7 separate regions of the Homo sapiens genome follow, and regions 1, 2, 3, 4, 5 and 6 are each linked to region 7. A link is a contact called in ENCODE Hi-C or POLR2A ChIA-PET data. All regions are on one chromosome and are shown on one strand. Each heading gives the region's core, a stretch centred on a gene start or an enhancer-like site at or near the end of the contact. The rest is flanking DNA. Distances are from core to core; before and after follow the strand shown.

Region 1 (3,538 bases), core at 146-2,645, 1.7 Mb before region 7:
AAATGTGGATGGCATTCTCCAGACTTAATAGTGTCTTTTTTTGTTTGTTTTTTTTTTTTGAGACAGGGTCTTGCTCTGTTGCCCAGGTTGGAGCGTGGTGGTGCAATCTCGGCTCACTGCAACCTCCGTCTCCCCGGCTCAAACAGTCCTCCTGCCTCAGCCTCCCGAGTAGCTGGGAATGAAGGCGCCCGCCACCACGCCCAGCTAGTTTTTGTATTTTTGGTAGAGATAGCGTTTCACCACGTTGGCCAGGCTGGTCTCGAACTCTTGACCTCAAGTGATTCGCCCACCTCGGCCTCTCAAAGTGCTGGGACTACAGGGGTGAGCCACCACACCCGGTCCAATAGTGTCAAAGTTACTTGAAAAGCTACCAGCCAAACTGAACTGGTTTTTGCTGAAAATTCACTAGGATTGTTCCGCGTGTATTCGCTTGCACACAGTGGTGAAAGGGTGCGCTCAGAGATCTAGATGGCCTGCGTTCCAATCTTGCTCCATCACCACCAGCTGTAAGACTGAGGGCAAGTTACCTCTGCCTCAGGATTCTCATCATAAAATGAGAACAGTTTCCCTATAGAGCCATGAGACTAGAATAAAGCTAGAAGGCAGTGCCGATCCCACAGGAAACACTAAGTAAACGTTAACTATCCCTGTATTACACTTCAATCGGTGGGACAGCAGGATTTTTCAAACCACTCCAAATTTTCTTCGAGATTTCTGCAAGGCTGCCCCTGCTGGAGGGGTGGGGGACCCCACAGGTTGGGTAACTGGCCCAAAGTCCCAGGGGAGAGGAGGATCGGAGCCGGCCTGGGGCTCGCTTTCCAGGCCTCTCCTCATACACCCTCCGGGGTGCCCTCGCCGTCCCTGTAGGAGGCCCAGAGAGGGGTGGACGCTCGTCGGGGCCGCCCAGCTGGACAGGGTCCGGTCCAGGCCTAGGAGGCCGGGCGCAGGCCCCCCGAGCAGGGTCCGGCAGGTGCCAGCCGTCCCAGGCCGTGGCCAGGTGTGCTCTCCCGCGGAGCACGCCGCCAGTTTGCGGCTCGCAGACCGCGCGGCGGCCCCGGCGTCGCGGGGCATGCTGGGACTTGTAGTCCACGGCCACCCGGAACGGCCCGCTCATGGCCGCGCGAGAACTCCAACTTCCAGCTGGCTTCGCGCGGCCAGAAACGCGCCGAGGCTGCGATTCCAGGGGGTCCAGAGAGCCCCGAGTCGGCCCTGCAGCCCCCGCCACGAACAAGCCCCGGGCGGGTGCCGGGCGGCCGCAACCGGCTGCAGGTCCTGGGACTCACCGACTTTGTAGGGCAGTTTGTCAGACATGCTGGCGGCACTCGTGATGGAAACGGGCGAAGGGGGCTGGGCCTCAGTCTGGGAACAGGAACTGGGCGGGCAGCGCCGAGCAGGGATATGCGCGTGGCGCCGACGCCTTTAAATATCTTCCTCGCACTTGCATATTCATGACCCGCTGGGGCGGGGCCCAACGCGCAGGGCGGAGCCGGAGGGGATTTCGATCCCTGAAAAGAAGCCTCAGAATTTCACAAGGCGTGGCCCCAGGAGTCTCACTCACCGGTCCGGAAGGGAGCGCCGGGAGAGGCCTGAGAGCCAGCCGGGCCGTCCTCTCGCTGGTTCAGCCAGTTGATTCAGTGTCAAAACCCAGCGGAACTGAAATTCCGCCAGTTCACTTCCCTGTGCCTCAATTTCCTCATCTGTAAAATGGGCCAAATGACATCTGCCACACAGATTATTATAAGTAAAGTTGCAGGCCAGGCGCGGTGGCTCACACCTGTAATCCCAGCACTTTGGGAGGCCAAGGCGGGAGGATCGCTTGAGCCCAGGAGTTCAAGACCATCCTGGGCAACACAGTGAGACCTGAACTCTACAAAAAAAAATTAAAAATTAGCCGGGCGTGGTGGCGCGCGCTTGTGGTCCCAGCTACTTGGGACGCGGAGGCGGGAGGGAGGATCTTTTGAGCCTGGAGATCGAGGCTGCAGTGAGCTATCATCCCACCACAGCACTTGAGCCTGGGCGAAAGGGCAAGACCCTATCTCAAAAAAACCAAAACAAAGTTAAGTTGCCATTTGTCAGGTACCTACTGACATCCCAAACATTCGCCTTACTCCAAGTAACCAACACCCTGAATTTAAGTAAGTTTGCATACATTTCTTATACTTTTACTGCATCCGTATATCATTAAATAGTTCTGTGTTTAGCACCTTTATATATCAACCGTATTTACCCTTCTGCAACTTGCTTTTTTCTGTGAGCATTATATTTATGAGACTCATGCATATAGCTTGAGTATATTCATTTTTGCTGCTGTATAATTCAGTCATCCCAGGCATGGGAAGGGGAAATTGGTTTCAGGACCTCTGTGGACTCCAAAACCCTTCTATGTTCAAGTCCCTCATATAAAATGAGGCAGTATTGGCATATAACCTATGCACATTCCTCCGTACACTTTAATCATCTCTAGATTACTTATAACTAATATAATGTAAATGCTATGCAAATGGTTGTTTTGTAATTTGTATTATTTTTATAGTTATGTTTTTTTAATTGCTTTTTTTCCCCTGAATTTTTTTTTTTTTTTATGGAGTCTCACTCTGTCGCCCACACTGGAGTGCAGTGGCACCATCTAGGCTCGCTGCAACCTCCACCTCCCGGGTTCAAGCAATTCTCCTGCCTCAGCCTCCCGAGTGGCTTGGATTACAGGCACGCACCACCACACCTGGCTAATTTTGTTTTTTCTTTTTTTGAGATAGAGTTTGGCGCTTGTTGCCCAGGCTGGAGTGCAATGGCATGATCTTGGCTCACACCAACCTCTGCCTCCCGGATTCAAGCGATTCTCTTGCCTCAGCCTCCCGAGTAGCTGGGATTACAGGCATGAGCCACCACGCCTGGCTAATTTTGTATTTTTAGTAGAGACGGGGTTTCTCCATATTGGTCAGGCTAATCTCGAACTCCCGACCTCAGGTGATCCGCCAGCCTCTGCCTCCCAAAGTGCTGGGATTACTGGCGTGAGCCACCGTGCCCGGCCTCTACTCATTTTTTAACCTAAAAATGAGAAAAGAATTAAACTCTTCTGGCCGGGCGCGTGGCTCACGCCTGTAATCCCAGCACATTGGGAGGCCGAGGCGGGCGGATCACGGGGTCAGGAAATCGAGACCATCCTGGCTAACAGGGTAAAACCCCATCTCTACTAAAAATACAAAAAAAAAAAAAAATTAGCTGGGCGTGGTGTCGGGAGCCTGTAGTCCCAGCTACTCGCAAGGCTGAGGCAGGAGAATGGCGTGAACCCGGGAGGCCGAGCTTGCAGTGAGCCGAGATCGCACCACTGCACTCCGGCCTGGGCGACGGAGGGAGACTCTTGTCTCAAAAAATAAAAAATAAAAATAAGAATTAAGGTCTTCTATGACATAGTAAATGTATTGGTCTCACTTGATCTGTACATCTGACCTCTGTCTGAGAGTCATGAGGGCCGATGTCAAGCAGAGACTTCCTGAGGGAACGAGGGTCCACGCCTGGGAGGTGGGCAGCAGGGTCCTCA
Region 2 (3,533 bases), core at 351-2,850, 1.2 Mb after region 7:
TCCACTAGTTATCTGTGGCTACTGAGCACTTGAAATGTGGCTAGTACAAATGAGAGACTGAATTTTAAATTTTACTTAATTTTAATCCATTTAAATTCAAATTTAAATATCCACATAAGGCTAGTGGCTATCATAACAGACACAGAAAGAACTGACTCTCTCCCATGCGGGATAACATTTGGGACAATAATAACGTTAATAAGAGTTATATTGTGCATACTTTATATGTTCATAAAACTGTAGTTAAAAGCACAGATTCTGGAGTCAGCTGCCTAGGTTCAAATCTGTTTCCTTCTCTTTAAAATGGGATTAGCCTGTAATCTCAGCACTTTGGGAGGCTAAGGCCGAAGGATCCTTTGAGCCCGAGTTCCAGACCAGCCTGGGCAACAAAGCGAGACGCGGTATCTACCAAAAATAATTTTAAAGATTAGCTGGGCGTGGTGTCGCAAGGCAGCAGTCCCAGCTACTCCGGAGGCTGAGGCGGGAGGGAAGATTGCTTGAGCCCAGGATGTCGAGGCTGCAGTAAGCTGTGATCGCACCACTGCACTCCAGCCTGGGCGACAGAGCAAGATCCCGTATCAATAAAAAAGGAAAGAAAAGAAATAATGCTTGTAGAGCGTTCGGCACAGTGTCGGGTTATACTGTAAACATTCAGTAGTTGGCGCTAGTTATTAGAGCGGTGTTCCTGGATGAGCCACCTCCATGTTGAGCCTGTAAAACTGGCCTAATATGTTCTCTATGAGTCACTGCATTGCTCTGCAAATCAGATAAAACGTCACTCGTAGGTCAGTTATTAACAACCCCACTGATAATCTTTGGAAAAAACTGACATAATTTTCTTTTTCTTTTTTTTTTGGTGAGACGGAGATTTACTCGTTGCCCAGGCTGGAGTGCAATGGCGCGATCTTGGCTCACCGCATCCTCCGCCTCCCAGGTCCAAGCGATTCTCCTGCCTCAGGCTCCCGAGTAGCTGGGATTACAGGCATGTGTGACCACGCCCGGCTAATTTTGTATTTTTAGTAGAGACGGGGTTTCACCGTGTTGCCCAGGCTGATCTCGAACTCCTCACCTCAGGTAATCCGCCCGCCTCGGCCTCCCAAAGTTCTGGGATTACAGGCGTGAGCCACTGCGCCCGGCCAGAAACTGCCACAATTTTCTAAAGAGGAAAAAAAAATCCCTTCTAAGCTATCCCCTCCCGACGAGACCCTTCCTGTTCCTTTAAAATGGGCCGGGCAGCAGAAAGACGAGTGAGTGACAGCAGACAGGCCAATCAGAAGCGGCCCCGTCTCGGGCCCACCCCGAGGCCTGGCCCAACCGCGTCCCGGTAGCTCCCGGAATAGGAGCGTTGCGAGACGGTCGGTTCCAAGTGGGCCTGGGCGCGGGGGAGAGGCGGGTCTGTCCTCGGGAACTGCAAGGCCCTGTGAGCGGGAGGACTGGGATCCCGGCCGCGGCTGCTGGAAGCGTCGAAGCTCAGCGGGGCCGCGGACACTGACCTGTGCTTAGAACTCATCCTGGCCCGCAGAGCCTGCCGCGAGTCCCTGGCGTCCCCTGTGGCGGGCTCTTGGAGCCACTTTCCCGAGCGGAAGTCAGCCCGCGGCTCGGACTCCGGCGGGACCTGCTCGGAGGAATGGCGCCGCCGGGTGAGGAGTTGCGCGTGGCTTTGGGGAGAGGGCTGTCGCCCGCGGGAGGTTACTAGTCGCCGCTCGAGAGCCGGCCAGGCGGGATCCCCTTCCCCTGCGGGACAGGGGCATGGGCACAAGCTCTGGCTGGGGCGCTCTCGGATCGAGGGTCCGAAGGAGGGCTGCGAGCTGGTGGGAGTGCCCGCGACCTGGCGGGGTTGGTGCCTGGGGGAGGGGTGCAGCGCGGAGCTACGGGTCGCCCCGAGGCTCAGCCGTGGGGACCGCGGACGCGCTTAGCCTAGGTCTGGCCTCATTCATTTCACTCGCGCGGGCTTCTGGGCCAGGCGGCCTAAGGTTCTGGTCCCGGCGCTGCCCCTTACTCCGTGTGAGGTTTTGGGCAGATTGTCCTTCTTTGTGCTGTAGTTTCCCATTCAGTGAAAGGGGCAAAGAAAACCCTCACTTCTCTCTGGGAGCCTGGAGCATAAGTTCTCAAGTGACACTCTAGGTGCAAACTTGCAGTCGGCCACGTATTCATTGTGTAACCCAAAGCAGGTTACTTAACCCCTCTACACCTCAGTTTCTCATCTGTAAAATAAGTTAGTCAAATTAGTCACGTTATCTGCCTCGTTGAGTTGCTTTATTAAGTGAAATAATCTTCGTGCTTAGTTTAGAACAGTGCATGGCCCTAGGTAAGAACTAAGTTAACTGCATTGGAAGTTACTGAGTAGACGCTGTGCAGGGTGGAATTTCATGTAGCCTCATCGTAACTTTGGAAGCATGTACTCTTGTTACTACCATTTGACAGATGAGAAGTTGGAATCCCACGGAAGGGAACTTACTTGCCCAGGGTGACACATGAATGAGTCAGTGGCTCACCGTTTCATTATTTGAGAAGTTCAGGATAGTAAAGTGGTTAAAAGCAGACTTTGGATTCAAATTGCCTGAAGTTTGATTTTCAGTGATGTGTCCTAGGGCAGGTAACTACTTCTGAGCCTTACTTTCCTGGTCTGTGAAATGCAGAAAATAGCCACCTTGCTTAGATGTTGTGAGGATTTAATGATTTGGTGTGTGCAAAGCACAGCATAGCGTGGGCATACCTAACATATTAAGTGCTCAACTTTTAGTCAGAAAAGTTACTGCTCTCGTTAACATGGAGTGAGAAGATTAGGATTCTGACACAGGTGCTGTTTTAGGGGAATTTACGGTCTAGGTGGGAAAATGCTAGTCGCAGCCATTCACTAGATCTTCATATATTGGGTACCCGCCTGTGCACAAGGCATTGGGGATTCAGCATTAGTATCTTGACTCCGCTCTCTCTTAGGTCTTTCTGTCCATTAGCAGTTTCTGATAGGCTTTGACTTTGAATTCTAGCCAGACTAACTCTCATCACTTCTCATCATGTTCACTGCTGTTGCCCTGGTTTGGGCCACCATCATCTTCTGGCTTGGATTATGGCGGTAGTCTCCCAACTGGTGTCCCCTGCTCTGTCCTTGCACCTGCATGGTCTGTTCTCCACACAGTATTGTTTATTCTCAACACAGTAATACCATTAGAGTGTAAGTCAAATCACTCCTCTGCTTAGAACTTTCCAGTGGTCTCCAGCCGGGTGCGGTAGCTCACGCCTGTAATCCCAGCACTTTGGGAGGCTGAGGCGGGCGGATCACGAGGTCAAGAGATCAAGACCATCCTGGCCAACATGGTGAAACCCCGTCTCTACTAAAAAGACAAAAATTAGCTGGGCATGGTGGCACGTGCCTGTAGTCCTAGCTACTTGGGAGGCTGAGGCAGGAGAATCGCTTGAACCCGGGAGGCGGAGGCTGCAGTGAGCCGAGATCGCGCCACTGCACTCCAGCCTGGCAACAGAGCGAGACTCTGTCTAAAAAAAAAAAAAAGAACTTTCCAGTGGCTTCCACT
Region 3 (3,612 bases), core at 1,040-3,539, 1.4 Mb before region 7:
CCGCCGCCTCCTGGGTTCACGCGATTCTCCTGCCTCAGCCTCCCGAATAGCTGGGGTTACAGGCGCACACCACCACCCCCGGCTAATTTTTTGTGTATTTTTAGTAGAGGGGCTTTCACTATGTTGGCCAGACTGGTCTCGAACTCCTGACCTCGTGATCCGCCCACCTTGGCCTCCCAAAGTGCTGAGATTACAGGTGTGAGCCACTGCGCCGGGCCAAAACTCTAAGCCTGCCACTCCGGGACATTCTTGGTCCTATTCCAGCTCCTCCTTCATTCTCATTTTGGCTCCTGTCACATGAACTATTGGCCATTCTCTTTTTTGCTTCTGGGATTGTAATCTGTTAAAATCCTTTCACTCCTCTCAGTCTGGTTCTCCATGGGCAAGACAGTGGTGATTCTTCCAGTGCTTATCTTCCAGGATGTTTTAGGGTCCAGTCTCTGCAGCACTTCTTCCCCTTGCTAAATGCTTTCCTAATGTTTCCAGCATTCAATAGAAATTCCTTTGGATCCAGTCCTTTTAAAAATTTATTTTGAAATAATTTTACATTTACAGAGCTGTTGCAAAAATGGTTAAGAGTTCCTGCACAGTCTTCACCCAGCTTTCTCCAATGTTATGATCCCATATAACCATGCTAGAATTACCAAAACTAATAAATTAACACTGGTAAAAATAACACTAAACTACAGCCCTTACTCAGATTTCACCAATTTTCCCACCCATGTTATTTTTCTTTCTCCTTACTCCTCTAATCTGTGACAGTTCCGCATTCATTCCTTGCTTTCATGACTTTGAGATTTTGGGGGGCGGGGGCGGGGTACAGGTATCTTGTAGAACATCCCTCACACTGGATTTAGTGAAATTTTCTCATGGTTTAAGGCTGGGAGTTTTTGTGGAAAATGACTCGGAGGTGATGTGCCCTTAACGCATTTTTATCGGGGCACACGGCATCAATATCTCCCCTTGCCAGTAATACTAACTTTGATCTGGTTACGGTGGTGTCTGCTAGGTTTCTTCGCAGTAAAGTCAATCCTCTTAACATGCAGACACTCCTGGAAGGAGAACCAAATCCTTCCTCACTGAAGAGCAGCTACTGTGGAATGAAACTTTGGAGTTAGATCATCGTTGAATCCAGCAAGCTACAGTGCCTGGGAGAAACAGCATTTATAAAGTATCGAGGTTACCGATACTTCCCTGAAGCTACCGGAGATAACGTTATGTGCGTGTTCAGCACAGTAATGTGGCACAGGGTTCACTAAACGGCAGCATGTTTTAACAGAAGTTATTTACTCCTAGAGGACCCAGAAACGTTTGCGGCCTGCCGGAACAGGACAACATAGGGCTCTGGGAAGAGTCCCCCTTTCAGAGGTGAGAACAAGACAGAACACACAGATGTGAAGTGCCTTCTGCTAGGTAACGCGAGGCGGGGCTGAGCTCGGATTCTAAAGACTCCCAGGCCAGCCCTAACCAATTCATCTCCGAGCTTGCACGGCATCTTACCCGGAGACTCGAGGTACCTGACTCCAGCCCCACCCCAGGCCTGCCCGATCCCGAAGCGCATTTTGGCCCTGGGCCTCTCTCTGGCTCAGTCTGGGCGCAAAGCGGGTCTCAGCAACCGTCCCACTTGCCTTCATACCCTCCCACCACGCTCCACTCAGGGACTCCAGAACCAGCTTAGACCTCCATTGAGAGCTGAAAGCCTCTTCCGATACCGAGAACCAGCACTGAAAGCCTCTTCCGATACCGAGAACCAGCATGGTTTTTGTTTTGTTTTGTTTTAGTCAGGGTCTCTTGCTCTGTCGCCCAGGCTGGGGTGCAGTGGCGCAATCTCGGCTCACTGCAGCCTCGAACTCCTGGTCAGGCGATCCTCCTACCTCAGCCTCTGGAGTAACTGGAACTACACGAGCGCGCCACCACGCCCGGCTAATTTTGTTTATTTTTTAGTAGAGAAGGGGTCTCTCCATGTTGCCCAGGCTGGTCTCGAACTCTTGGGCTCAAGCAATCCTTCCGACTCGGCCTCCCAAAGTGCTGGAATTACAGGCGTAAGCCACCGCGTCCAGCCAGAACCAGCATCTTTTCTGCACGGCTGGAGTTGGGAATTTTCCACAGCTTAGCGCACTGCTCCTTAGCTTTTCGCTTTGCCACAGTGGAAAGCAGATTTTCCAAGAATCCTGGCGGAGCCAAGATCGGCTCGCCCGCCCCCGCCTCACGCTGGCTCCTGATAGGCAGCTAGAGCTGTCCGTTTTGACAGAAACCTTTGCGCAGGCGCAGAAAGGCACAGGACTCGCTAAGTGTTCGCTACGCGGGGCTACCGGATCGGTCGGAAATGGTGAGCGTGCGCCGGGGTCTTGTGGCTGGCGGCCGCCCACCACCCCACGCCAGGCCTTCAGTCTTCCGAGGATGAGGGGATCTCAGAGCTCCGGACAGGGAATCGGTGGTGGCTGGGCGTGGCCGGGCCCGGGCCCCAGCCGACTTGAGGGTGGAACCCGGCGGCGGAGGCCTCTAAAGCCTGACCGAGGCGGGGCCGCCGGATCCCGCTGCCCCTTGACCGGAAGCGGGAGCCCAGCCTCGGCCAGGAAGAGATGATGGGCGAGGGGTGGGCGGCGGCCCTGCAGCCTAGAGTTTTGGGGCCTTGGTGCGCGATGGCAACCCTGGCAACGTTTCCCGGGAGCTCAGTTTGTGGCAGGCTCTGCCAAGCACTTTATGTATCTTGTATTTCCTCCGCCTCCTCCCAGCTCTGTGAGGTAGATACAATCTTTAGTCCCATTTTGTTATACATATCTGTTATTCAGCGCCCCGAGAAGCCAAGTGCTTTGCCCCAGGAAATAGTGGAGATGGATTTGAACCCTAGAAGCTTGACGGCCGCCACTCTGTCGGCGTGGTTCTTTCTAGCCGCTGGGACTGGGTGCCAGAGTCAGGAACGGGCGGGGTCTGCTCTTGGGGATCCCAAAGCTTGCTTTCTACCTTGCTTGCTGCAGCTGTGGGTTCTCAACGCCGTTACAGGTTTTGTGTTTGTAATCCTCACAGCTTGGGCAAAATTTGAAAAAGTTTCAAATTTTAAGCCATGTGAATATATTACTTTTTCAAAAATCTTATTTAGAAATCTAGAGCTTGTAATAAAAAAATTGAAAAAAGAAACCGTGTCATCACCTAGAGGCAACCACTTACAGTAGTCATATGACTTCTAGTCTTTTTTGCTTGTTTTTGGTTTATACAGTTTAGCCCCTATTGAATGTGCAATTGTGGGTTCTGTGTTTTTCATTATTACACCACAATATCTCCACATCATTACAAACATGTAATAATGCTTCAAATATGTATAACTTCATTTTTCACATCACTTCTTAAGCTGTAAAAAAAATTGATATATAATAGTTGTACACATTTATGTTGTAGATATACATGTAATATTTTGATACATGCATATGATGTGTAATGATCAAATCAGGCTATATTTATTATAGAATATCCATCACCTTAAACATTCATTATTTCTTTTTTTTTTTTTTTTTTTGAGATGGAGTGTGTCTCTGTCGCTCAGGCTGGAGTGCAGTGGCACCATCTTAGTTCACTGCCACCTCCGCCTCCCAGGTTCAAGTGATTCTCCCGCCT
Region 4 (3,277 bases), core at 334-2,833, 1.3 Mb after region 7:
GAGGCAGGCATTCAAGTGGCATTGCAAGGTATTTCTGGCTCAAGGTTGCTCTTGAGTTTACACTGAAGATTTTGGCCAGGCCACAGTCATTTGAAAGCTTGACTAGGACTGCTGGAGCCACTTGGCTCATACACATGGCTGGCAAGTTGGAGCTGGTTGTTGGCAGGCAGCTCAGTTACTCCCCATGCGAGCCTCTCCATAGGACTGCTTGAGTGTCTTCACAACATGGATTCCCCATGAGCAATCAAGACAGAGGAAAGAGGAAGTTGCAATGTCTTTTATGACTTTATCTTGGAACTCGTGCTCCAAGATTTCCGCAATATCCTATGGGTTATACAGGTCAGTCTTATTCTTGGTGGGAGGTGACTACAGAGGGGTATGGATATCAGGAGCCAAGAATCGTCAGGGTTTATGGTGGAGGCTGGTTATCACACTCTCATCTAGGTTTCTTTTTCTCCTACTACTTGCCCCCCACCCCTTCTTAATCATGGAACACTGTTCTTTGCCTTCAAAAAACTTATCCTGTTATATGATTACACATTCATTTAATTAGTCTGTCTCCCTCCAACGGACTGTAAGCACCACAAGGGCAGAGACTGTATGTGTCTGCTTTAGCACTGTGTCCTCAGTTACAAGGACAAAGCATAGAGTACGCGCTCAGTGAATGCTTTTTGAATGAATTATAATGATTTGCTTCTGTCTGAATTACAAGAGGTGTTTCTGTTTGTCTCCTCTCTGCATTGTAGGCTCCTAGCTCAGGACCTGGCATAAAATTAAGGAAATGAACGTGAGAAACACTTTTGAAATAGTGACAACACATCCAGATGAACATTTTGCAGGACAGCTACACACCCGTTTTAGCTCACCAGCTACCAGTTGTGACTGTGCTCTGCTCTGGGAGATGGCTTAGCTTTGCATAGGACAAAATTCTAATCTAGTTTCGCGCAGTTCTTACGAATTTGTTACAATGAGACGGGCCAAGCTATACAGCCCATTGCGATGAATAAGTAACTTTTTTTTTTTTTTTTTTTTTTTTTTGAGGAAGAGTCTCATTCTGTCGCCCAGGCTGGAGTGCAGTGGCGCGATCTCGGCTCACTGCAACTTCTGCCTCCCGGGATTCAAGAGATTCTCTTGCCTCAGCCTCCCAAGCAGCTGGGATTACAGGCGCCCGCCACCACGCCCGGCTAATTTTTGTATTTTTGGTAGAGACGGGGTTTCACCATGTTGACCAGGCTGGTCTCGAACTCCTGACCTCAAGTGATCCGTCCGCCTCGGCCTCCCAAAGTGCTGGGATTACAGGCGTGAGCCACCGTGCCCAGCCCCGAGAAGTAATTTCTTTTGTTTTCTTTTTAATTAAACAAAAATGTTGCTGAAACGAGCTGAGTGATATAGGAGCTTAAAGAATTGACAAGCTCTAGATTTCATTTCCCCAAACCTCTTTGTCCAGCTCGAACCCACAGAACAGGGACAAAAGTCGACAAAACCCAGCGGTGCCTCACCCAGAAACCTGGCAACGCGGGCGGAACAGAGCCGGTTGGTTGCTCAGTGCGCGTCACTTCCGGGACTCAGGGTCGCAGGGAACTACTTCCGGGGGAGCGGCGCGGCGGCGCGGGAGGTGAGTGCCGCAGCTTTGCGGTGGGGTGGGAACCGAGAGAGAGCCGTCCTCGGTGCGGTGGCCTGGCTTTCCCGGCCGGCCTGTCTCCAGCGGCGCCGCTTGGTGGGCCCGGCTGTCGCTCCGCTCAGGGCCTGAATACGTTCCCTCGGCGGTTGTTCGAAAGTTACTTCCGGAGGGGAATTTGAGCCCCCCGGGAGGCGGAGGGCCTCGCCTGGGGCAGCCCTGCGCTTTCGTGCGGAGGCTGGGCCAGAACCCAGGGCTCCTCATGGCCTGGTCCGGGCCTTTCCTCCCACGGGTGGAGCAGTAGGAGAACCCTGAGCTCCAGAGTGAATCTGGCCAGGGTTCGAATCCGTATGGCTCTCTTACCGTGGGCAAGTCACGGTTCCTCTCTGGCCCTCAGTTTCGTCTTCTAAAATGGACATACACGCTTGTACTGCGGGGTAAACCGAGGTGGTGAATGTAAAGCCCTTAGTAGGTGCACAGTCCATGTTTGTTGTACGAATTCTAAGAGAAGCGAGAAATGAATATGAGAAACATTTTTAAAATGGTGACAACACATTTAGATTAATAATTATATTTTGCAGGGCATCTGCACACCAGTTTCAGCCCACCGGCTACCAGTGTGACTTTGCCCAGAGAGGTGGCTTAGCTTTGCATTCTAATCTAGTTTTGCGTGGTTCTTAGGAATTTGTTTTAATGGGACGGGCCAGGCTGTACAACCCATTGCCATAAAGCGGTAACTTCTTTTTCTTTCCTTTTTTTTTTTTTAAAGCCATTCTATTTATTTATTTAGAGACGGAGTCTCTCTCTCGTCCACGCTGAAGGGCAGTGGCGGGATCTTGGCTCACTGCAACCTCCGCTTCTTGGGTTCAAGCGATTCTCCTGCCTCAGCTTTCCGAATAGCTGGGATTACAGACGTGTGCCACCACGCCCGGCTAATTTTTGTATCTTTAGTAAAGACAGGGTTTCACCATGTTGGCCAGGCTGGTCTCAAACTCCCGACCTCAGGTGATCCACCCGCCTCGGCCTCCCAGAGTGTTGGGATTATAGGCGGGAGCCACCACACCCGGCTTTTTTTTCTTTTTAATTAAAAAAAAGTTGAAATAGAGATGGAGTCTCACTATGTTTTCCTGCCTGGTCTTGAACTCCTGGAGGCAAGATATCCTTCCTCCTGGACCTCCCAAAGTGTTTGGGATTACTGGCAAGAGCCACTGTGCCTGGCCTAAAACAGTAACTTCTGACACTGGTTTCTATTCCCCAGTCTGTTTTCAGCTGAATTTTCACAATAGAATTTAAAGTTACTTCATTAGAAGCCAAGAATGGCCTACCAGCACAGTACACAACATTGGGAGATGAAGGCCTGTGGCAGTCGTGAAATCTGAGTTTTTCAGTCTTAAGAGAAGATTTAGTATTTGCTAAGTCTTGAGAGCTATACTTGTCTCAGTGGTTTTTTATTTATTTGTTTTGAAATGTTGACCCATTCTTTTTTTCCCCAATAACCTTTTTGTTTTAGAATAATTTTAGATTTACAAAGTTATCGCAAAGATACTTCAGTGAGTGCCCATATAGCCCACGTTTCCCCTATTACTAATATCTGAAATGTCACAATTACTGAACCAATATTGATACATTATTATTAACTCTAATCTGTACTTTATTCAC
Region 5 (3,207 bases), core at 156-2,655, 1.3 Mb before region 7:
TCCCCATACCAACATTCTATGGGATAACATCAAAACGTTAGCCTTGGCCAGGTGCCATGGCTCACGCCTGAAATCCCAGCACTTTGGGAGGCCAAGTGAGACTGCTTGAGTCCAGGAGTTCCAGACCAGCCTGGGCAACATAGAAAGACCCTGTCTCTAAACAAAAAACAAAAACAAAAACAAAAAAACTTTAGCATTTAAAGGACACAAAGGGGACTTCTGGGGTGCTGATACTGTTTCTTGAACTAGGTGCTGGCTACATGAGTGAATACAGTTTTTAAAAATTCATTGAACTCTACACTTACTTAATATGCATTGTATGTATACTGTACTTCAGTAAAAAAAAAAAAAAAAAAGTTGTTTGTTTTTTTTTAATCATCAAACTCTGGCCTAAACCTAGCTTCCACCCCATTACTCCCCTGCTTTGGACATTTCACATCCTTGAACGTTTCTTCATCCTATTTACTTTCTGCTACCTGGAACTCTCCTTTTCTCTAATCTCCCTTTCAAAACCCTACATCCTTCAAGAGTCAGCTCAAATCCCACATTCTGGAAAACTGGAAAGGTAGGGGATAGTTTATTCAGGGTCAGAATACTAAGGAAGGAACTGGGTGGACACATAAAGTATACTTTTCATGAATTATTATAACGATTTGTCTCCCTCACTAGCCTGTGCAGCTACTTCAGGCCAACTTCGCTTTCTCGCTGTAGGCGTTAGTATAAAACAATGTTCGGTGAAGAACTTAGTAAGGAACAGTAACAAAAATTGCCCTGCAAGTCCCAGACTGAGAAGAGACGTCTAAAGCACACGCACACTCTCCTCGCTTAAGCAAAATTGGTCCCCTCATCCCGGACCCCCTCACACATAACCTTTTATCCCAGGGAGCACCCCTGGCGATCCCGCCCCAAATCCCAAACTCCTCTGCAAGCCGCGCTCCACAAGCACCTCCTCCTCTTATTCCAACCCTTCCCACAGACCACACTCCTCGGCTCAGGACACTGAATGGGACACGCCCCCTCAGATCCCCACCACTAGGTGGTCCGGCCCCCAGGGCCCAAACCTCACGACACTGTCCCCACGCCCCGGTCCCCACGCCCCCTCCCCTCACCAGCCCCGCCCTCAGGCCCCGCCCTCTCCAAGAACCCCACGAGACAGTCAGTTAGTTCTCTAGGAACCGCGCGCTGGCGGTCACTGCCCCCGCCTCCCATTCACAGAGGCCGCGGGAGGGCAGGTGGGGCCTGACAGTCTGCTCGAGCCAGTGGCCTCACCTCTCTTCCAAGAGCTCAGTGGGGACACCACCTCCACCCGCTCGGAAATGAACTCGGCCAGACTGGAGCGGAACAAGGCCGCCCGCACTGTCACAGCCACCACCAGCACCAGGACCAAGGGAGCCGCCATGATAACTGGGGCGGGCGCGCGGGCGGGGAGGGAAGGCGAGGCGGAGGAGCCTCGCGCGCTGTGCGCCACGCTCTGTAGTTCCGCGGGTGGGCGCGCGCTGCCGCTGGCGCCGGAGAGGCCAGACGTGGGGACTACGGCTCCCAGAAAGCCTTGCGGCGAGGCGGGCCGGAGCGACGGAAAGCGGGCGCCTCAAGCTGCGTATGCAGAAGGTGGGGCGAAACCTTCTACGATCGCAGGTGTTTTGTGAAGCCGCGCCGCTATAGCGGGGCTGAAACGCTGCTGAAAGTAGAAGCGGAAGTAGTCGCCTTCCTGGGATTGTGAGAGACTTTTAAACAGATGTTAAATTCACTCTTGCGTGTATGTTTTCAATGCCAAAATGTTTATTTTTATTTTTATTTTTATTTTTTTTGAGACGGAGTCTCGCTCTGTCGTCCGGCTGGAGTGCAGTGGCGCGATCTTGGCTCACTGCAACTTCCGCCTCCTGGGTAGCTGGGATGACAGGCGCCCACCACCACGCGCGGCTATTTTTTTTTTTTTTTTTTTTTTGTATTTTTAGTAGAGATGGGGTTTCACCATGTTGGCCAGGTTGGTCTCGAACTCCTGACCTCAGGTGATCCGCCCGCCTCGGCTTCCCAAAATGCTGGGATTACAGGCGTGAGCCACCGCACCCTGCCCAAAATGTTTATGTTTTTTGTTTTTGAGACAGGGTCTCAGTGCCGTCGCCCAGGCTGGAGTGCAGTGGCGCAATCTCAGCTCACTGCAGCCTGGACCTCCCGGGCTCCAGAGTAGCTGGGACCACAGGTGCGCGCCACCACACCCGGCTAAGTTTTTGTACTTTTAGTAGAGACGGGGTTTCGCCATGTTGCCCAGGCTGGTACCTTTTATGTTTTTAAAGAGTGTTAAATGTGTATTTTTTAAAAAATTTATTCTGGCAGTTGTTTGTTAAACGCCAACTATTTTCCAGGCACTATGTTAGGTTCTACAGATGCGTTTTGGAGTAGTAGACTGATTTATTAGCTAGTTCAACAAGTCGCTTAACCCTTGTGTGCTGAAAAATGTGCTGATTATAGGCTAACTAGGGACAGTTGAGGAAGGCTTAGAAATTTTTTTTTTGTTTTGGAAACGGAGTTTCGCTCTTATTGCCCGGGTTGGAGTGCAATGGCGCGATCTCAGCTCACTGCAACCTCCGACTCCCAGGTTCAAGCGATTCTCCTGCCTCAGCCTCCCGAGTAGCTGGGATTACATGCATGCGCCATCACGCCCGGCTAATTTTTTGTAATTTTAGTAGAGACAGGGTTTCTCTATGTTGGTCAGGCTGGTCTCGAACTCCAGACTTCAGGCGATCCACCTGCCTGCCTCGGCCTCCCAAAGTGCTGGGATTACAGGCTTGTGTCATCGTGCCTGGCCGGAAGGCTTAGAAATTTTGCCAGTCGCTTTTAAACACAGGCATTTTTGAAAATTAAGACATATAAACCTACAGTTAAATAACTTATATTGAAAACAACGGAATACATATTCAACACGTCACTTTCTAATTATTTTACTACACTTTTTTTTATATGTGCTTTTGAGATTATTTACCACCGCTGTATCAGTACAGCAAATACTATCTCTTTCTCTTCCCAAATGGTGGTGTTCAGTTTCCTCAGGTTGATAGATTGAAAATCCCTCCCAATGCGAGTGTTTACACCACAGGAATCAGCAAACACTACAAATCAGGGGTTTGGGGTTTGGAGAGCCCATTGATAAGCATTAAGCAGCACACTTCATTAATTAATGTATAGTAAGTGCTTAAATATTAGCAATAA
Region 6 (3,663 bases), core at 984-3,483, 1.6 Mb before region 7:
TGCATTTTTAGTAGAGACAAGATTTCACCATGTTGGCCAGGCTGGTCTCAAACTCCTGACCTCAGGTGATCCACCCGCCTCAGCCTCCCGAAGTGCTGGGATTATAGGAGTGAGCTACTGCGCCCAGCCTTTATGTTTCTTTTGTTGTTTGTTTTTTGAGACAGAGTCTCGCTGAGTCGCCCAGGCTGGAGTGCAATGGCGTGATCTTGGGTCACTGCAACCTCCCCCTCCTGGGTTCAATCAATTATCGTGCTTCAGCCTCCCAAGTAGCTGGGATTACAGGCACCCGCCACCACACCTGGCTAATTTTTGTGTTTTTAGTAGGGAAGGGGTTTCACAAGGCTAGGCGTGGTGGCTCACCCAACTCTACTAAAAATACAAAAATTAGCCAGGCGTGATGGCATGCGCTTGTAGTCCCAGCTACTTAGGAGGCTGAGACAGGAGAATCACTTGAACCCAGGAGGCGAGCGGAGGTTGCAGTGAGCCAAGATTGCGCCACTGCACTCCAGCCTGGGCGACAGAGCAATACTCTGTCTCAAAAAAAAAAAAAAAAAAAAAAAGAGACGGGGTTTCACCATGTTGGCCAGACTGGTCTCAAACTCCTGACCTCAAGTGATTTGCCTGCCTTGGCCTCCCTAACTCCTGGGATTACAGGTGTAAGCCACTGACCCTAGCCAAGCCTAGGAGTCTGAGAACAGCCTGGGCAACACAGGGAGTCCACGTCTCTACAAAAATAAAAACAATTAGGATAGTGTGGTGGCTTGAGCCTGGAGTCCCAGCTACTCAGGAAGCTGAGGTGAGAGGATCACTTGAGCCCAGGAGGTTGGCTGCAGTGAGCTATGATTGCACCGCTGCACTCCAGGTTGGGTGACAGAGCAAGACTCTGTCTCAAAAAAAAAAAAAAAAAAAAAGTCACTTTGAAAAATGTGACTTTCCAGATGGCAAAATACTATTTTCATTAGGAGGAAACAGGCTAAACAGTAATAGCAAAGGTCACTAAGTATTGAGCACTTAGTCATACCTCTGAGTCTCTGCCTGCATAGCCTATTATTTCTCACAAGCAATCCATGAAGAAGGTTAAGACAACGGACTTTCACGCCAGACTGCCTGGGTTCTTATCAAGTATGTGACTTAGTTTATATATTTGTAAAATGGGGATAATAATGGTATTTCTGTAATAGGTTTGTTGTGAGAATAAAGGGAGCTTGGTATCAGCTCTTAGAATACCGGACAGGCCACGTTGGCTCCACTAAGCTGTTGTCATCATCCCTAAGGGCACCCAGTTAAAAGGTAGAAAAGGGAGGATTTGAATCCGGTCAGTGTAACTCTCAAGTGTACATTTTTTTTCTTTTATTTTCTTTTTAACCACGCCCTTTAATGTACATTGTTAAAGGCTAAGCCAGGCCAGGTGCAGTGGCTCACATCTGTAATCTCAGCGATTGGGAGGCCCGAGGAGGGAGTATCGCTTGAGCCCAGGAGCTGGAGACCAGCCTGGGCAACATGGCGACACCGTGGCCCTATTCCCGCCCCATCCCATCCGCACTCCACCCCATCCCCATCTCTACAAAGAATAGAACAAAATTAGTCGGGTGTGGTGGTGCTCAACTGCTGTCCCAGCTACTCAGGAAGCCCAGGTGGGAGGCTCGCTTGAGCCCAGGAGTGTGAGGCTGTAGTGAGCTATGACTGCACCACTGCACTCCAGCCTGGGTGAAGGGTGAGACCTTATCTCAAAAAGAAGAAAAAAAAAGAAAAGGAAAAGAAAAAGAAAAAAGAACAACTAAGTTATAAACTAAGCTATATAGCCCATTGGTTCTCAAATTATGATTTCACTCACTAGCAGTATCACTAGACAGCTTGTTGGACATGCAAATTATCAGACCCTATCCTCCTATGCCAGATCTTCTGATCAGAAACTCTGGGGGTGGGGGTCAGCAGTGTAAGTTTTAATAAGCTCTCTAGGTGATTCTGATGCACACCATAGTTTGAGAATCACAGTCCTTATAGGCTCTGGTGGGCGGGGTGTTAAAAAAAAAAAAAAGCCTGGAGGTGCTGGGAGCCGCTCGCGCCCATCTCACCTGGAGCTGAGGAAAACTGGGATTTAACTGATTTACCACCGCAGCCAGCTCTTCAAGCCAGGGGCGGGCCGGACGGCTGGCGCGCAAGGCCTGCTGGGGCTTGTAGTCTAGACCACTTCCGCGCTCAGGCGCCTGCGCTTTAGCTGCTAACTCGCTCTAGTAGCTGTGGTCGGGGCTCGGGACCGGCTGCCATCTTAGTCTAGGGACTGAGGAGTCGCCGCCGCCCCGAGTCCCGGTAAACCCCCGTGGGCGAACTCGGGGCAGTTCTCGGGAGAGGGAGGGAGTCCGGATGAGAATGTTCGGGGAGAACAAGGGTAGAGGAGTGGGACGCGCGGTTCGGGACCCCAGAGCCGCGGCTGCTCCTTCTTCCAGAGCCGGTGTCTGTCGGGGGCGCGGGGAGCTCGGGCTACTGGCCCGGGCCGGGCGGTGGGGGTGGGCTGTCTGGACGTTCGGAGGGATCAGTGTCTGGCACAGGCTTCCGGAGGCCTTCGCCTCGCGGGCTCCAAGTTGTGAAAGGGCTGGGCCACGACGGGCGTGGGTACCGTCCGGCCCCTCGCCCCTCAGCCCCGCCTGGGGCCACTCTCCAGCGGTTCGGCCTACGCGCGGGGCCCGGCGGCGGGGCCGGCGCGGGCGACGTGGCCCTGTGAGGGGCGGCGGCCGGGTCCCCCGCCACCCAGCTGGCCTTCTCGAGACTTTTCCGAGCCCCCAGTCGCTAGAAGGGCCCAGCACAGCGGCTGCCTCCCCTTCTCTCTCCCACTCGCCTCCTCCTTCCATTGTCCCCCCGGCGTGGTGGTCCCGGCTCCGGCGCCCTCCCCGACGTCCGCCACCGTCGTGGCGGCGCCGACTTTTGCAGACGTGGAGCTGTCACTGCCCTTCCTCCGGAGAGTGCCCTTTTCTTTAGCAGAGAAAAGAAAAAAGTAGCCGTTGAACGTATTCTAAGGGTCGAAGCATGATGACATGACTTTTAAGTGGAGAACTCAAGTTTTCCAAGACAGTTCCCGTCCGCGACAGAAAAGAGAATCGCAGAATTTGTGCGCCCGAAGTAGACGCTGGGCCTAAAGTTAGTTGGACATGTAACCAGGTGAACTTGTAAAGGGCCAGGAATTCATTATCCCCAATAACAACGCAACCTTGTTTTCTTGGTTGTATTCGTATCCTAATCTTATTACATTTTCTGCCATTCTTCCACAGCTACAGTATACTTGGTTTGGAGTGGGGGATGGGGAATTGTGGGATTTTTGCCTTGAAAATTAGTAAGACCCTGGAGCCAGCCACCCACTTAGGTGGGTTCTCCTGCATCTTTTCCTGATAGAATTCGATCTTCAGGAAGTATGTAAAGGCAGTGTATTTCCATTCTCAAAATCGGCTAAGGAATGGTTTATCAGTTGAGGTGAAGTTCTCATGGCAGATCTGCTGAGAGCTTGCTATGTGTATTTACAGGTTTATTTAAGCTACGATTTATTTTTAAAATTAAGAAATGGGCCGGGTGCTGTGTGTGGCTCACGCCTGTAATCCTAGCACTTTGGGAGGCCGAGGCGGGCAGATCATGAGGTCAGGAGTTCGAGACCATCCTGACCAACATGGTGAA
Region 7 (3,392 bases), core at 79-2,578:
TAAAATTTGGCAAGGAAGTTGAGCAAGCCTGGCGGCATAAGCCAGAGCTCACAAGAACTAGCCTATCTCTGTGAAGGTGTGCAGTAAACACTTCACATTAAAATGGCCCAGTAACTTGGACATTTTGGGAAGCCTGTACCCAAAGGGCAGGTGCAAGTTGGTGCCCATATTGGTATAGAGGTAGCCAGTTAAGTGAGCATTTAATAGAGCCAGCTATTTTGCGTGTAAGAAACCCAAGTGGGTCCTTGGGAGCCCAGGTGAAAAACTTCCCATGTGTGGTAGAGGGATAACCTAGGTTCAGTCAACATCTAAAGATCCCACTATAGCCAACGAAGGCCTTATTGTTACGGACTCCCAACTTCGTTTCGCCACCAGCCAGAAAGGCGGTAGGAAACAGGCTTGGTAAAATAAACCCAATAAGAACGAATGAAAGAGACACACCAGACCACAGGCGCTGCCAAAACTCATTTTTCATTAACACGGGGTGGGGTCCCAGGCTCAGGCCCCCGGGCCCGATCATGGCCCCAGTCCGCACAGAGCGCCCGGCCCTGGCCGCCCGCAGCTCCACCGCTCAGCCAGTGATGCGCACATCCGTGCGGCGGCGGATCCGCCGGGCCCGAGCCGCCTCGGGCAGGATGGCGAGCAGCTGCTCTTGCACCAGCATCTCCACGATCTGCTCCTTGGTGCGGATGTCAGGCCGCAGCCACTGGCGGGACAGCTCCCGCAGCTGCCGGAAAGCCTCCCGGGGACCCGCCGCATCCTGGTAGCGGAACTGCCGGAAACGCTGGCGGAACGTCTCGGGACCGAGTCTAGAGCCGGCGGGGCCTGGTGTGGAGCGCGCTTCAGCTTCGGCCTGAGGCGCTACGCTCACGGGTGCGGGCCCGAGAGGCAGCTCCAGGGCCGCGGAGGCCGCAGCTCGGGGCGTAGGGATGGCTTCAGGGACCGCGGCGTTGGGACTGGAAGGCTCAGGGGCAGGCGGTGAGGCCTCTGGCAGCGAGGAGCCCACACAGTTACGCTCAGGGGCTGAGCTCGAACCGGCTCCTTCCAGTTTCTCCGGTGGCACCGCCGCGGGACTCCCAGTGGCCGCCAAGATCGGCTCCGTAGCCGCCATAACTCCAGCTCCGGGCGTCACTCTTTGTCCGGTAGCTGTGTGCTCAGCACTGCGTCTGCGCGGGGGTGGGGTGAGCAGGGAGACGTTTCCGGTTAAAGGGCAGAGCTCGCGTCACCCTTGAGGGAGTCGGACTCGGGACCGGCCGAGAGTGTGCGGAGCTTACCTGCACCAGCGAAGCGCCTGCGGCAGCCGGAAGCGAAAGTCTCTGGCTTCTCTGCGTCCAGGTCGGCGCGCGAGCACCCGGAAGCCGCTTGCGGGCTCCCGGAAGCGGCGCCCTCTAGCGTTCTCGAGTCGCATGAGGCGGCTGCTGCCCTCGCGGTGCGGGAGGGCGAGCTGCGCGTGGCCTGGGCTCCTTCCGAATGGTGGCGCCTCTGAGCGCCAGTTCGAGGAGGAGTCGGAGGAGGAGCCTGAATGTTTGGAGATAGACTTCAAGTCCCGGACCTTATCCGTGCGCCGCTTCGGTTTGCAGGTGACCTTTGCGTGCGGGCGCCCCTTCTGATTGACCCTGATGAGCTGTAGCTCTGATGGCCCCTCCTTCGGGAATGATTAGGGTGACGGCTGGCCGGGGCTCGTTCGAGTGGCGCCCGGCCGGTGGTGACCCGAACAGGAGAGCGGGACGGCGACCATTCTCTCGGGAGGGGCCCATCTGGAGAAAGTCCTCTCGCTTGGTCAAACTAGGAGGGCGATAGCACCGGCCTTACTGCGACGATGACAAAGTACAACACACCGTCTGGCGCGAAGGAGATGCTCGAGAACCCTTTGCTGTTGTTATTTTTCGCGTGTCCTCCGAAACCAAGGGAAATGCGGCTCTGTGGGTTCTGTTAACGTCAGCATTTAATAAGTGAACTCTAAATGCATTGCCCCTTATGGTGGCCGCTGGCCTCCTGAGTTGACTCAGCTCTTGCAACGTAGCTAGTTGATAACCCTCGAAATATAGCGAATTGAGATGTGCTATATTGTAAAATACGGGACTTAGTACGAAAAAACTGATGTAAAAATTATCTCAATACTTTTTAATACTGATTACATGTTGGAATATAATGTTTTGCATATATTGGGTCAAATAAAAATGTTATTAATTTCACCTGTGTTTTTACTTTTTAAATGCAGCTTCTAAAAACATTTAAATTGCATGTGCAGTTTACATTATATTTCTGTTGAGCAGCCTTGGGTTAGAGTGTTGGAGTGAGGCTACCTTGGTGGAATCCCCTTTGACGATACCCAGCTCAGAGTTGTTAGGAGGATTAAATAAATTAAGCCGTTGGAGAGAAAGGGCTTTTAAGAAGTTTGCTCTTGTTTTTATTAGGTAAACTGCTTGCTATCTCTGAGCTACTGTTTTCTTATCAGTAAAATGTGGATGTAATAGAACTTACCTCTCAGAGGTAATTGAGAATTCAGTGAGATGATGTAGGTAAAAGCACGTGGCCCTGACAGCCCTCGGCCAGGTGGTTTTCTGTTTGGTAGCTGACTCACAAATAGTTTTGTTTTTGTTTTTGTTTTTGTTTTGAGACTGAGTCCTCCGCCTACCGGGTTCAAGCGATTCTCCTCCCTCCGCCTCCCGAGTAGCTGGGATTACAGGCGCCCACCACCACACCCGGCTAATATTTTATATTTTTGGTACAGATGGAGTTTCACCGTGTTGGCCAGACTGGTCTCGAACTCTTGACCTCAGGTGATCCACTCTCCTCAGCCTCCCAAAGTGCTGGCATTACAGGCGTGAGCCACCGTGCCGGGCCACAAATAGGTTTTATATCCTCATTTTACAGAAGGGGAAACTGAGGCCCTCAAAGGACAGGGGCCTCATATGAAAGGTTTTCTATGACCTTGCAGTCCTTTTGAGCCCGTGCAGGATGGAGGAGCAGGTTTAACAACCATTAACATGCCATTAGCCCTGATATAAAACTTACCCCTACCATAGGATGTTTCCTTTGGATGGGTAGAAGTGGACCCTCATGAAATCATTTCCATAGCCTGAAAACCTTGAAAGTCGTTGCAGTGGGCCTTTAATGTTTTTTAGTTGCTGACATGTAAAAATTGGGAGATTTCACATGCAAATCTGGATTTCTAATTTTTCTTGAAAAAACGGAAGAGCTGGCCACACTGGACCCAAATTCCTGCTGGTCAACAATCAGCTGACACTGAGTAGAGACGACTTCCTTTAGACAAGATACTCTGTCCCATTTGGTCTCAATCTCAACCATTCCCTATGGTTCTCTGAAATAGAATGTTGTTTGCATTTACTGTTGCTCTCAGGTTGTTGCTTTATTTAGAGTTGATATTT

What was found. A loop is a pair of places that touch in the nucleus more often than their neighbours do. ChIA-PET counts read pairs that join two places held with the same protein, here RNA polymerase II (POLR2A). Pooled maps may share reads with other maps.
Region 1: a loop to region 7 is called in a map of CD4-positive, alpha-beta T cell, with 4 times the contacts of the local background. The contact joins the promoter of AHCY here to the promoter of SCAND1 in region 7. A Hi-C loop is called at or near these places in 2 of 168 maps with a recorded cell type or tissue (CD4-positive, alpha-beta T cell and naive thymus-derived CD4-positive, alpha-beta T cell), 1 of 37 single-sample maps with no recorded cell type and 11 of 50 pooled maps. POLR2A ChIA-PET finds 5 or more read pairs at or near these places in 3 of 52 experiments (CD4-positive, alpha-beta T cell, CD4-positive, alpha-beta memory T cell and CD8-positive, alpha-beta T cell).
Region 2: a map of naive thymus-derived CD4-positive, alpha-beta T cell shows a loop between it and region 7 (16-fold over the local background). The contact joins the promoter of RPN2 here to the promoter of SCAND1 in region 7. A Hi-C loop is called at or near these places in 1 of 168 maps with a recorded cell type or tissue (naive thymus-derived CD4-positive, alpha-beta T cell), 2 of 37 single-sample maps with no recorded cell type and 9 of 50 pooled maps. POLR2A ChIA-PET finds 5 or more read pairs at or near these places in 2 of 52 experiments (CD4-positive, alpha-beta T cell and activated CD4-positive, alpha-beta memory T cell).
Region 3: a map of CD8-positive, alpha-beta T cell shows a loop between it and region 7 (10-fold over the local background). The contact joins the promoter of DYNLRB1 here to the promoter of SCAND1 in region 7. A Hi-C loop is called at or near these places in 1 of 168 maps with a recorded cell type or tissue (CD8-positive, alpha-beta T cell) and 6 of 50 pooled maps. POLR2A ChIA-PET finds 5 or more read pairs at or near these places in 5 of 52 experiments (CD4-positive, alpha-beta T cell, CD4-positive, alpha-beta memory T cell, GM10248 and 2 more).
Region 4: a pooled map shows a loop between it and region 7 (9-fold over the local background). The contact joins the promoter of MANBAL here to the promoter of SCAND1 in region 7. A Hi-C loop is called at or near these places in 1 of 37 single-sample maps with no recorded cell type and 5 of 50 pooled maps. POLR2A ChIA-PET finds 5 or more read pairs at or near these places in 1 of 52 experiments (activated B cell).
Region 5: a map of CD8-positive, alpha-beta T cell shows a loop between it and region 7 (15-fold over the local background). The contact joins the promoter of PIGU here to the promoter of SCAND1 in region 7. A Hi-C loop is called at or near these places in 2 of 168 maps with a recorded cell type or tissue (CD8-positive, alpha-beta T cell and naive thymus-derived CD4-positive, alpha-beta T cell) and 6 of 50 pooled maps. POLR2A ChIA-PET finds 5 or more read pairs at or near these places in 2 of 52 experiments (CD4-positive, alpha-beta T cell and CD8-positive, alpha-beta memory T cell).
Region 6: a map of CD4-positive, alpha-beta T cell shows a loop between it and region 7 (9-fold over the local background). The contact joins the promoter of ITCH here to the promoter of SCAND1 in region 7. A Hi-C loop is called at or near these places in 3 of 168 maps with a recorded cell type or tissue (CD4-positive, alpha-beta T cell, CD8-positive, alpha-beta T cell and ascending aorta) and 7 of 50 pooled maps. POLR2A ChIA-PET finds 5 or more read pairs at or near these places in 2 of 52 experiments (CD4-positive, alpha-beta T cell and CD8-positive, alpha-beta memory T cell).

Annotation. Positions count from the first base shown.
Region 1 is chr20:34,301,960-34,305,497 of GRCh38, forward strand. AHCY (adenosylhomocysteinase) reads right to left here and starts at 1,396. Exons shown (of 10, transcript NM_000687.4): 1 at 1,284-1,396. The coding sequence starts at 1,311. RefSeq lists a silencer at 771-1,000 and enhancers at 1,571-1,620, 1,641-1,760.
Region 2 is chr20:37,177,730-37,181,262 of GRCh38, forward strand. RPN2 (ribophorin II) reads left to right here and starts at 1,601. Exons shown (of 17, transcript NM_002951.5): 1 at 1,601-1,640. The coding sequence starts at 1,628. It overlaps MROH8 (maestro heat like repeat family member 8), which reads right to left and starts at 1,819. Exons shown (of 25, transcript NM_152503.8): 1 at 1,660-1,819; 2 at 1,494-1,658. The coding sequence starts at 1,751. RefSeq lists enhancers at 1,159-1,718, 1,227-1,306, 1,657-1,706, 1,719-2,276 and a silencer at 1,827-1,876.
Region 3 is chr20:34,514,133-34,517,744 of GRCh38, forward strand. DYNLRB1 (dynein light chain roadblock-type 1) reads left to right here and starts at 2,290. Exons shown (of 4, transcript NM_014183.4): 1 at 2,290-2,329. The coding sequence starts at 2,327. RefSeq lists enhancers at 1,312-1,371, 1,482-1,721, 2,110-2,975, 2,642-2,821 and a silencer at 2,182-2,291.
Region 4 is chr20:37,288,072-37,291,348 of GRCh38, forward strand. MANBAL (mannosidase beta like) reads left to right here and starts at 1,584. Exons shown (of 3, transcript NM_001003897.2): 1 at 1,584-1,615. RefSeq lists enhancers at 1,372-1,481, 1,554-2,458.
Region 5 is chr20:34,675,687-34,678,893 of GRCh38, forward strand. PIGU (phosphatidylinositol glycan anchor biosynthesis class U) reads right to left here and starts at 1,406. Exons shown (of 12, transcript NM_080476.5): 1 at 1,270-1,406. The coding sequence starts at 1,399. RefSeq lists enhancers at 874-1,760, 1,761-2,646 and silencers at 1,026-1,125, 1,366-1,475.
Region 6 is chr20:34,361,040-34,364,702 of GRCh38, forward strand. ITCH (itchy E3 ubiquitin protein ligase) reads left to right here and starts at 2,234. Exons shown (of 25, transcript NM_031483.7): 1 at 2,234-2,310. RefSeq lists a silencer at 2,539-2,768.
Region 7 is chr20:35,953,174-35,956,565 of GRCh38, forward strand. SCAND1 (SCAN domain containing 1) reads right to left here and starts at 1,329. Exons shown (of 2, transcript NM_033630.3): 1 at 1,275-1,329; 2 at 451-1,166. The coding sequence starts at 1,111. The coding sequence ends at 572. It also overlaps a transcript of CNBD2 not described here. RefSeq lists enhancers at 847-926, 1,047-1,306, 1,387-1,586, 1,687-1,896.